Linked DNA regions of Homo sapiens: regions 2 and 3 are each linked to region 1. A link is a contact called in ENCODE Hi-C or POLR2A ChIA-PET data. All regions are on one chromosome and are shown on one strand. Each heading gives the region's core, a stretch centred on a gene start or an enhancer-like site at or near the end of the contact. The rest is flanking DNA. Distances are from core to core; before and after follow the strand shown.

The links. A loop is a pair of places that touch in the nucleus more often than their neighbours do. ChIA-PET counts read pairs that join two places held with the same protein, here RNA polymerase II (POLR2A). Pooled maps may share reads with other maps.
Region 2: a loop to region 1 is called in a map of ascending aorta, with 13 times the contacts of the local background. The contact joins the promoter of ARHGAP1 here to the promoter of FNBP4 in region 1. A Hi-C loop is called at or near these places in 5 of 168 maps with a recorded cell type or tissue (B cell, CD8-positive, alpha-beta T cell, ascending aorta and 1 more), 6 of 37 single-sample maps with no recorded cell type and 16 of 50 pooled maps. POLR2A ChIA-PET finds 5 or more read pairs at or near these places in 2 of 52 experiments (H1 and PC-9).
Region 3: a loop to region 1 is called in a pooled map, with 15 times the contacts of the local background. The contact joins the promoter of DGKZ here to the promoter of FNBP4 in region 1. A Hi-C loop is called at or near these places in 1 of 168 maps with a recorded cell type or tissue (naive thymus-derived CD4-positive, alpha-beta T cell), 2 of 37 single-sample maps with no recorded cell type and 9 of 50 pooled maps.

What each region holds. Positions count from the first base shown.
Region 1 is chr11:47,765,858-47,769,622 of GRCh38, reverse strand. FNBP4 (formin binding protein 4) reads left to right here and starts at 2,282. Exons shown (of 17, transcript NM_015308.5): 1 at 2,282-2,554. The coding sequence starts at 2,335. RefSeq lists a silencer at 2,268-2,877 and enhancers at 2,067-2,991, 3,138-3,197, 2,992-3,765.
Region 2 is chr11:46,698,593-46,702,225 of GRCh38, reverse strand. It overlaps ARHGAP1 (Rho GTPase activating protein 1), which reads left to right and starts at 1,607. Exons shown (of 13, transcript NM_004308.5): 1 at 1,607-1,675. It overlaps ZNF408 (zinc finger protein 408), which reads right to left and starts at 1,195. Exons shown (of 5, transcript NM_024741.3): 1 at 1,127-1,195; 2 at 550-827. The coding sequence starts at 1,178. RefSeq lists an enhancer at 1,112-1,401 and a silencer at 1,732-1,851.
Region 3 is chr11:46,345,972-46,348,987 of GRCh38, reverse strand. It overlaps DGKZ (diacylglycerol kinase zeta), which reads right to left and starts at 1,525. Exons shown (of 31, transcript NM_001199267.2): 1 at 1,168-1,525. The coding sequence starts at 1,328. RefSeq lists silencers at 217-376, 1,013-1,226, 1,189-1,238, 1,339-1,818 and enhancers at 1-699, 2,603-2,652, 2,723-2,792.

The DNA.
Region 1 (3,765 bases), core at 1,033-3,532:
TCTATACGATGTCTTTAATCTATAGATAACATAACCGATTAGGTCAGGGGTCAATCTTTAACTACCAGGCCCAGGGTGTGGTGCCGGGCTGTCTGCCTGTGGATTTCATTTCTGCCTTTTAGTTTTTACTTTTTCTTTCTTTGGAGGCAGAAACTGGGCATAAGACAATATGAGGGGTGGTCTCCTCCCTTAAGCCAAAATCGCACCACTGCCTTCCAACCTGGGCGACTCTGTATACAAAAAAAAATCTGTAATCTCAGCACTTTGGGAGGCCAAGGCAGACAGATCATGAGGTCAGGAGATCTAGACCAGCCTGGCCAATATGGTGAAACCACATCTCTACTAAGATACAAAAAATTAGACAGGCAAGGTGCTGCGCGCCTGTAGTACCAGCTACTCAGGAGGCTGAGGCAGGGGAATCGCTTGAACCTGGAAGGCAGAGATTGCAGTGAGCCAAGATCGTGCCACCGCACTCCAGCCTGGCGACAGAGAGAAGCTCTCTCAAAAATAAATTAATTAAAATTAAAATTAAAAAATTAGGCCAGGCACGCTGGCTCACACCTGTAATCCCAGCACTTTGGGAGGCCGAGGCGGGTGGATCACCTGAGGTCAGGAGTTCAAGACCAGCCTGACCAACATGGCAAAACCCTGTCTCAACTAAAAATACAAAAATTAGCCAGGCGTGGTGGTGGGCGCCTATTATCTCAGCTACTGGGGAGGCTGAGGCAGGAGAGTTGCTTGGACCCGGAGGGCAGAGGCTGCAGTGAGTCGAGATTGCGCCATTGCACTCCAGCCTGGGCAACAGAGCGAGACACCGTCTCAAAAAAAAAATGGCTTTAGCCCAGGAGTTTGAGGATGCAGTGGGCTATAATCATGCCACGTTACTCCAACCTGGATGACAGAGCAAGACACGTTTAAAAATAAAATTAGAAATAATCATTTTAAAAGATCAAATGCAATTCTACGTGTAAAGTGCTTGGTGACTGACACATAGAGCTCAGTAAGTATTAGATATTTTTAGTGGGAACTGAGCTGCTGCGGATATAAAAATAAATACCACTCGCATTCCTTAGTTTAGAGGGGAGACGGATGTCAACAGGATGTCAAGTGCCAGGGAGAGGCTGGGCAGGAGAGGTCACGCCTGCACTGCGTCTGCATTGCGCCCTGATGAAACAATAAAAGACTTTCATCATGTGATGCAGTAATTATTCCAGTCAGTGCAAAGGAAAAGTGAGGGAGGTGATGCTCCAAGTGGCGGGCTCCAGAGGCAGGAGACGGGAGAGGGGGCAGTGTTAAAGCAAGGGTAAATTAAAGCATGTTGACGATAGTAGTACAAAACTGGTAAGGTTCCTGTATGCCATCCCAACAATTTTAGGCTTTTTCCTTGTAGGTAGTGGAGTATCTCGTGATTTTTCCCAGCTAATAAGCGAGAAAATATGAGACATCTATTTGTGTGCTGCAGGAAATTACAAAAGCGTAAAAGACCCACTGTCCCATTTAATGTTCAATGCTATACCCAAAGTAAGCCACAATAATCCGGGCGAAACGTGGGGAAGGGCTCAGAAAACAGCACACCTTTCTTTTTTTTCTTGAGACAGTCTCACTCTGTCACCCAGGGTGGGGTGCAGTGGCGCGATCTCGGCTCACTGTAACCTTTGCCGCCGGGTTCATGCGATTCGCCTGCCTCAGTCTCCCGACTAGCTAGGATTACAGGCGCCTGCCACCGCGCCCGACTAAATCTTTTGTATTTTTAGTAGAGACGGGGTTTCACCATCTTGGACAAGCTGGTCTTGAACTCCTGACCTCGTGATCCACCCGCCTCGGCCTCCCAAAGTGTTGAGATTACAGGCGTGAGTGAGCTGGGCCCAGCAGCACACCTTTCTAGAAGACAGACAACATGAAACTCTAGGCCGAGAATAGCCACAAGATGGAGGACAAGTAGGCAAAGAAAAGGCTTGGGGAAAGCGCATGGGTGGAACCCGACGGAAGTGGGGAAGTCGTTCTAATTCAGGCCCTACCGCACTATTGGCTGGACTCTCACCCTTTTTCCTTTTCCATTGGCCACCGGTCCCTTCTCTGGGTCAAAACAGCCAATCGCCTAGCGCAGTTGGTAATCCCGCCCTTTCTCCTGGTGAGGAGGAGCCAGAAGAGCCGAAGGGTCCGAGGCGCTTGCGCAAGCGCGTGCTCCGCTGGTTGAAAGCGGATCCGGGCTGGAGGCGGTGTCACGGTGTATGAATATTGATTACGCGTCGCAGCGCCCAGGGCCCAGCGCCCAGCCTCCAGTGCCCGCCCCTCTCGGCCGCCCGACGCTCTCTGCTCGCGCTTGGGCTCGCGATGGGGAAGAAGTCCCGGGCGGTACCCGGCCGTAGGCCCATCCTGCAACTCTCTCCGCCGGGTCCTCGGGGCAGCACGCCGGGCCGGGACCCGGAGCCGGAACCCGACACTGAGCCGGACTCAACCGCGGCGGTCCCCAGCCAGCCCGCCCCGTCGGCGGCGACGACCACCACCACCGCGGTGACTGCCGCCGCGGCCTCGGACGACTCGCCTTCAGAAGGCAAGGGTGCGCGGGGGGACCTGAACTCGAGCTCAGGGCTTGCGGCCTAGGCTCCTCACGGCGCCTGGCCAGACCCGGCGAGGGAGGCGGGCGAGGTCGGCTTCCGAGGCCTGCCTGCTGCGGGCCTGCAGGCGGGGCGGCCCTGGGCTCCGGGCCGCAGAAGGGCCAGGCCGAGTTCTGCGCCCTCGGCCCGGGCCAAGCCCGAGGCGCCATCTGTGGTGCAGGGCTTGCCCCGGGAACGTTTGAAATATGACCGAAGTTCGGGCATCCTGAGTCTCCCAAACGCCCCGGGTCGGTTTTGGGTAACGCAGAGGGTGGATGTGAGGATGAGTTTCCGCGTGCGCGGCCTGTGACTGTGGGCCAGGCCTTTCCACACGTCATCTGCCTCCTTTCGGTTTTGTCGAAACGGGGATAGAGACGTTTAGAAAAAGCTCTTAATATTCCAGCTAGTAAGCATCCCCACACTAGCAGAACTGCTGGAGAAATGGAGCTGGTAGGTTCCTAAGTATTTGTGTGGTTCTCACTGGAGTGGTGCTTAGATTAAAAGTGACTCCAGGACTAGGCGCCGGAGAAGCCGCGACCGTTTCACATGTTCAGAGATCACGCTGGTTCGTTAATTGGAAAAAATCCGCAATAGCAGTGTTTGGTGTGTCTTGTAAAGGTCCTATCATAGCCTGGAGAATACTTACTGTTTTTGTATGTATTTGTAAGTATTGCAGATGTAACTTTTTAAGAGTTTTGTTTTGTTTTTTTCGAGACAATGTCTCAATCTGTCGCCCAGGCTGGAGTGCAGTGGCGCGATCTTGGGCTCACTGCAACCTCCACCTCCCGGGTTCAAGCGATCCTCCCGCCTTAGCCTCCTGGGTAGCTGGGACTACAGGACCCTGCCACCATGCCCGGCTAATTTTTGTATTTTCAGTAGAGACGGAGTTCATGTTTCCCGGGCTGGTCTCGAACTCCAGGGCTCAAGCGATCATTACAGGCGAGAGCCATCGCGCCCGGCCATGCAGATGTATTAATAATTTTTATTTACCATGGTAAGAGTCTTCCCTTGATGTTGAAGTTTGTAAGCAGATGAAAGACTCCAGGGCACGGTGACTCATGCCTGTAATCCCAGCACTTTGGGAGGCCGAGGTAGGCGGATTACTCGAGGTCAGGAGTTTGACCAGCCTGGGCGACAAGAGCGAAACTCCGTCTCAAAAAAAAAAAAA
Region 2 (3,633 bases), core at 358-2,857, 1.1 Mb after region 1:
CTACTCGGGAGGCTGAGGCATGAGAATCACTTGAACCTGGGAAGTGGAGGTTGCAATAAGGCGAGATCGTGCCACTGCACTCCAGCCTGGGCGACAAAGCAAGACTGTCTAAGAAAAAAGAAAAATAAATAAAATAAAATGGTACTTATTGTGCAGTGAAACCTTTTATCTTCACTATTTCATCAGCTCCTCCATATAATCCCAAGAGAGCCACTGCTTTGTTTCACAGATGAATTAAATGCGGCACGTAATTTAACCAGCTAGGTGACAAAGCTGGAATTTGATCCCATGCTTTCTTAATTCCAAAAACCTTAGCTCTTGACCTTCCTCACTCACTGCTGACACTGTATGATTCCAGCTTTCAACAACTTTTCAAACCTCGATTCTTTAACTACTGCTGCTGAGAGGAGACAGTCCTGAAGAGAAGGGACAAGACTATCTCCTATCTCTTGAAATACTCTCTTTCTTCAAATTGAAAAGCTGTCTAGCAATGTCCAAACCTCCCCTACATTTTCAAGGGCGGAGGGAAGTCGCTCTATCCTTCAATACCTCCTCCTGCCGTGGCTTTACTCCCTCGCCCTTCTCCTTGGAGGCAGACTCCTCTTCCAGCGGCCCCCACAGCAGGCCGGGCTGCAGGGGGTCCCCGACACACCAGACCCCCAAGCGCTGTTCCTTGGCGAGTGAGGGGCCAAGGGCCAAGCCCCGGGGAAGGCTCTTTAAAGCGAGGATGTCTCGGGTCGGCTCGGGTGGGACGTCTTTGAGGCCCTGCGTACAGCCTTCTCCGGAAGGGTTCCATCCTAAGTCCAGGCCCAGGCGCGGCTCGCGGGCTGCAGAGAGAAGGGAAGACAGTGAGGGAGCCACCCAAGAAGGTGGGAGGTGGGGAAAAGTGTGGGAGGAAACCGCAGGTCCAGGTGGGCCTGCGGAGCCCGAGGGACAGGTGAGGGCTCTAAGGAGGGCCCTGAAAGTTTTGAGGAGGCTCAAGGGCTCTTCAGAAGCCCCCAGCGACTCTGAGGGCACTGGAGGATCCTGGGATCCGGAGGAGAGAAGACTGAGGAGAAAGCTGACCACAGAGCGTCAGATCCACCTGGGCCAAGGTTGAGGGTCGCGGACATCGCAGGTCACTCACCGAGTTGCAGCGCCTTCTTCCCCTCCAAGAGCAGCTCCTCCGCCTCCTCCATTCCGGGTCAGAAAGCCTCCCTACGCCGGAAGTGAGCTTCCTCTTCTCAGCTCCTCCAGGAAACAGTCACGGACTTCCAAATTTTTTTCTCAGGAAAGAAGCCTCAGAGCTGGACCTCATTGGTGCACAGGACTGGGAGTTTGGGAGTACTGGGGAGGCAGAACTCTGTCCGAGAGCAATGCGAACCTCGGATTCCGGAGGTGCACCAGTGATTCGACTAGCTGGGAAAGCGGAACTAATTGTTCCAGCCATCTCTTTGGGAGCGACGAGTCGGACAGTTATGCTGTTACCTCCCCGAGGCAGGAACTTAGGCGGGCATGTGCAGGAAGTGGGCGGGGCTCCTGGAAAGGCCATGTTTGGGGCCGGAAGTGGGTTGGAGGTGTGGCGGAAATGGTTGGGGATAGAAGAGAGCGGGAGGGGGCGGTTCCCGTTCCACCGCGGAGCCGGATGTTTGCCGAGCCTTGACAGGCGTGGCAGAGGGAGCAGTGCCCGAGCGCGGTGAGCTGCTGGGCGCGGGGTCTCCCCGGGTGGGGATGGGGAAAGGAAAGGAGCTGGCCAGGTCGTCCGAAGGGATGGGGTCCGGATGGGGAGGACCGGAGCAGATCCGAGGAGGGGAACGGGGGTGGAACTGGGCTCAGAGGCCTGGCCTTCCTGCAGGGTTTCTGCCCCATTTTGGCGCCTGCAATAAGAGGACTTAATCATTTTCACTACCTTCTTCCTGCCTTCCCCAGGGCAGAGTCCAGGCCGGATCGCTGTCATCCAGCAAGCCGGCGGGAGGGGGAAATCTCCCAGATCTGATCTGGCAAAGCACTAAGAAGAAGAAATTTGGGGGAAGTGTTCCTCCTTGCCACTTATTAGGCCACGCTTTCAGTTCAACTTATTTATTTTTTTAAGACGGAGTTTCACTCTTATTGCCCAGGCTGGAGTCTCGGTTCACTGCAACCTCCGCCTCCCGGATTCAAGCGATTCTCCTGCCTCAGCCTCCTGAGTAGCTGGGATTACAGGCGTCCGCCACCACGCCCGGCTAATTTTTGTATTTTTAGTAGAGACAGGGTTTCACCATGTTGGCCAGGCTGGTCTCGAACTCCTGACCTCGTGATCCTCCCGCCCCCGCCTCCCAAAGTGCTGGGATTATAGACGTGAGCCACTGCGCCCGGCCTCAGTTCAACTTCTTAATCTGTGAAACAGGATAATTGCAAAACGTAACCTGGGCTTTGTAAACCGTGAAGCTCTATGCAAACATAATTGTAGTTGAGAGTTGTAATTGCTGTTGTATTGTGGTGGGATTTGCAACTGGGAGGCCGATTCCAACGTTGAGAATATGATTTCTTTTCTTTTTTTTTTTTTAGACGGAGTCTCACTCTGTCGCCCAGGCTGGAGTGCAGTGGCGTGATCTCGGCTCACTGCAACCTCCGCCTCCCGGGTTCAAGCGATTCTTCTGCCTCAGCCTCCCAGGTAGCTGGGAGTACAGGCGCGCGCCACCACACCCGGCTAATTTTTGTATTTTTAGTAGAGATGGGGTTTCACCATCTTGGCCAGGTTGGTCTCCAAATCCTGACCTTGTGATCCGCCCGCCTCGGCCTCCCAAAGTGCTGGGATTACAGCCGTGAACCACCGTGCCCGGCTGGTCCTCTCTTTCCTCACTGTAAAATGAGCTTAGTAGAACATGCCTCATCAGTGCTATCGTGAGGTTGAGTTTGTGTCCCCAGTTCATGGTCCTATATAGGCCCTCAACAAGTGTGGGTTCCCTTCTTTACTTAGGAGATGAATTAATTGGTTCATTCATTCAACAAATGATAGCATCTACTATATATCAGGTGTCATTCTGAATAGACCAGAAGTTCTTAAACAGTGATTCTCAGAAGGTGTATGAACCTCTTAAAATTGCATACATCTCCTAAGTTTTCTTAGGGAAAAAGTCCACACATGTTACCAATTTCAGAAAAGTCTACAACTTCCTAAAAGTGATTGCCTAAGGTGATCCTTAAGATTTTTGTAAAGGTTTACCTGCTGAGAATGGAAAAATTAATCTCAGAGTTGGGTGTATTTTGCACAGAGTAGAGCAGGCTTGTGGGTGGCTGGTGTCTTAAACAGGCAGGATACTTCATTTCTACTACTTGATGTTAGAATTTCCCTGTGCTAGCTTCCTCACCCTCCCACTGAATGGGAGTTTAACTTCCAGGCTCAGAAGTTAAACTGTGGGTTGGGGGTAGTGGGAGGGGCCAGTCTGACTGGGAGATGGGAACCACTGGGCTTAGTTATGCTGGGAAAGGAGGTTATGTGGGGGCGTTGAGGGAGGTCATGTCTGGAAGAACTGACAGCATAGAAGAGCAGTCACTGGAAAAGAGGTGAAGTTCAAGTTCAGCTCCCTTTTAGATGGTGTCCTTCTCCCTCCTTCACATCCACCCCAGCTCCCAGCTGCTCCTTTTTTTTTTTTTTTTGAAACAGAGTTTTGC
Region 3 (3,016 bases), core at 276-2,775, 1.4 Mb after region 1:
AGAGCAAAGCTAAGGGGCGGGGTGGGGGTGAATGCCACCAAGTCTAGGCAGCTGCAGAAAAGTGAGAGGGAGGCCTTGGGCAGACTCCAAGTGGTCAGAGTTCAGTCTGAGGTGGCTCTGGGGTCCTTGGCTGATTGGCTACAAGCTCCTTGGCCACCAGGGAAGGGCAAGGCTCGGTCAGGAAGAAGCGCAGGGAGCCAGGTCAGGTACTCCTGGGGCCTCACGTCCCTTACCTTACACCACGGCTACCAGGGCAGGCAGCGGCTCACGACCAAGAGCAGCACACTTGCCATGAACTGCCTGCACTCAGTCTTTCCACACTCTCCCCCCGGTTCCCCGCTAGAGTCCTGGTCAAAGCTCTGTCACAGGCACAAGATGGTGACATTTGGAGTGCTGGGGGAGGGGGCAAGATGAAGCTTGAACAGCCAGCAGATTCCAGACTCCAGCCCACCCCATCCCTTTCCCAGCATGGGCTGGAAGAGGGTAGAGGGAGACATGCTGCCTGCCTAGCAGAGGGATGGGCTGGGGTCTCTCTGCTAATTAAGAGCAAGGTAGGGCAGATGATCAGGCACCCCCAACCCCAAGGAGAAGCTTAACATGTTAAACAATTAAACCAGTGACCAGAGCTTGGGGACAAGCCATGTGTGGTGACGGTATCAACGGGGCTACGTTCTGCAGATGCCACGCAGTGATGGTAGGCAACCTGGTCCCACGAAAGTCCAAAGGGCGGTGTGATCCCCACCTCAGTGGTGCCAGGAGGCTCAGAGAGGCCCTGTTCTATCAGTGCCAAGAAGGCGTGGGTGACCAGTCCTGGGGGCCCAACCTGCTTGTGCCGGGGGCTGGGGTGATTCCATCTTCCTGCTGGAGGGTTGGGAGCCGATCCTCCCACGGTACTACACATGAGGCGCACTAGACTGCCGGTGCCAGGGAATGACCCCCACCCGGTGACAGTGCCAAGCCGACCGATCCCGCCCGTGTCCCGGCCCTGGGGGATGACTCCCAGTGGGTGCCCACGCCAAGACGGCTCGTGCCGCCGGTGCCAGCCTCTCCCCGACTCAGTGTCAGTACCGAAGTGGCCCGGACCCCCAGTGGCCGAGGAATGTCCCCCGGTGAGGGAGCGGTAACCTGCCGGTGCCTCGGTGCCTGCCCCGCCGCCGCCCCGCTCACCTGTGCCCGAAGAGCCGCAGCCCCGGGAAGCGCCGCTTGTTGAGTCGCCGCGGCGCCTTGTCCGGCTCGGGACCGGCGTCGCGCTCGGAGCCGCTGGACGAGGCGGAAGCCGACTCGGAGTCGCTGCTCCGGGCCTCGGGGCTACCGTCCCGCGGCTCCATCCGGCCCTAGCCCCGGCCGGCGGAGGGCCCGCGGGAGACGCCCATGCCGGGCCGGCGGCCGGGGCTCAGCACGCCCGCTCCGCGCCGCCCGCCACCTCCATGGCGCGCGCTCGCTCCGCCCGCCCCGCGCCGCGCGCCCCCGCTCCCCACGCCCAGGTGCCCGGGAAGCCGCTGCCGCCGCCGCTCCAGGAAGTGCCGCCAGCCGCGGCCGCAGGACCCCGCATAGCTGGCCGGGCCGCTGCCTGCCCGCCGCCGAGCACGCCCCCTCGGCCGCACGGTGGCACCGGGCCCGCAGCGCCCTCTGCCGGACGCCCGCTGCGCTGCAGCCCGCTGGGGCGGTCCGAGGGGCGGGGCGACGAATGGGCGGGGCAGCAGAAAGCCCTGCCCCCAGCCCGGCCCGGCCCGCCTGGATGGGACTGAATCTCCCGGCCTGGCACACTCGCACTGCGCGCATCCAGACGCGCATCTTTCCTCCCCCGATCCCTCCGCTACCAAACAACTGCACGCTCACAAGTGTACACTCGCGAGGGCTGCTGTCACCACCTCCCCTCCGCTCTCGCACACCCTACTCATAGCCACTCACAATCTCCACCCATACCTCCTTGGCTCCCCCAAATCGCACCCAGGGGAACAAAAGTCACACAGTGCTCCCCATGCACGCAGAACAAACACATCCCTTACACAATTATGCCCACTCATTACTTAAACGAACACTTCCCACCCCAGCCTCTCGCACTCAGTGACCAAAGTCACTTAATGACTCGCACACACACCAACAAAGAACTCACAAGTTTCTCCTACAAAGTCATCCTTCCACAGCTATTCACAATGGTTTCCAACCTTCTCACCCAGGCCCAACACATCGCATTTTCCTGACATAGTATTCAACAGAACCTATAGATCTCATATGCTACGGGAATCACCTGCACAGCCCTTACACACTCACAAATACACAGAAGGACAACAGGTACCACACTCCCATTCACAAGCACACATGCCCACACAGAACACACACCTTTCTCCTACATACAAATACTCCCAGGACAATGGTTACCGGTTGCCACATCCCTCACACATATGTATGTGTGTGCATATGCACACACTCCCATCCAGAAATATACCTCACATGCACACACAAAGACACCCCACAATGCAGCCGAGGCCGTCCCCCTCCAGAAATGAGAGCAATTGGAACCCAAGCAGTCACCTGTAGGGGCACAGCCATCACACACACCGGGGCTGTTTCTGATGGCCCCCGCAGGGCTGACGAAGGGAGGCCAGGAGCTGGGAAGCATGGTCTTCCACCTCCCCAAACCCTACCACCCTGCTGCCCACACCAGCTGCCCACTACTTCTGTGTGCACGCCTCTCTGCCAAGCCACATCCTGTGTCACCTTCGCTTTCATCCTCCCCTCTTGGGTTCTGGCAGCCCGTTTTCCAGCCTTAGTCAGCCGCAAATAGCCAATGCTTAGGGCTGTGACCTGCGGACAAGCCTGTGATTTTGAGGAAGAACCAGCACCCCGAGGCCCAGAACCCTCTCCCAGTTTCCTGCAAGTTGGGAGAAGGTCTGATCAGGGAGGTGGGGCTCCAGCCCTCCAGCCAGCAGCTGGTGCCAGGGTGGCCAGGAGGAGGGCAGATCAATCCCCAAGTATGCCTGACAACTGGCCTCTGGGGTGCATGGGTCCTTTT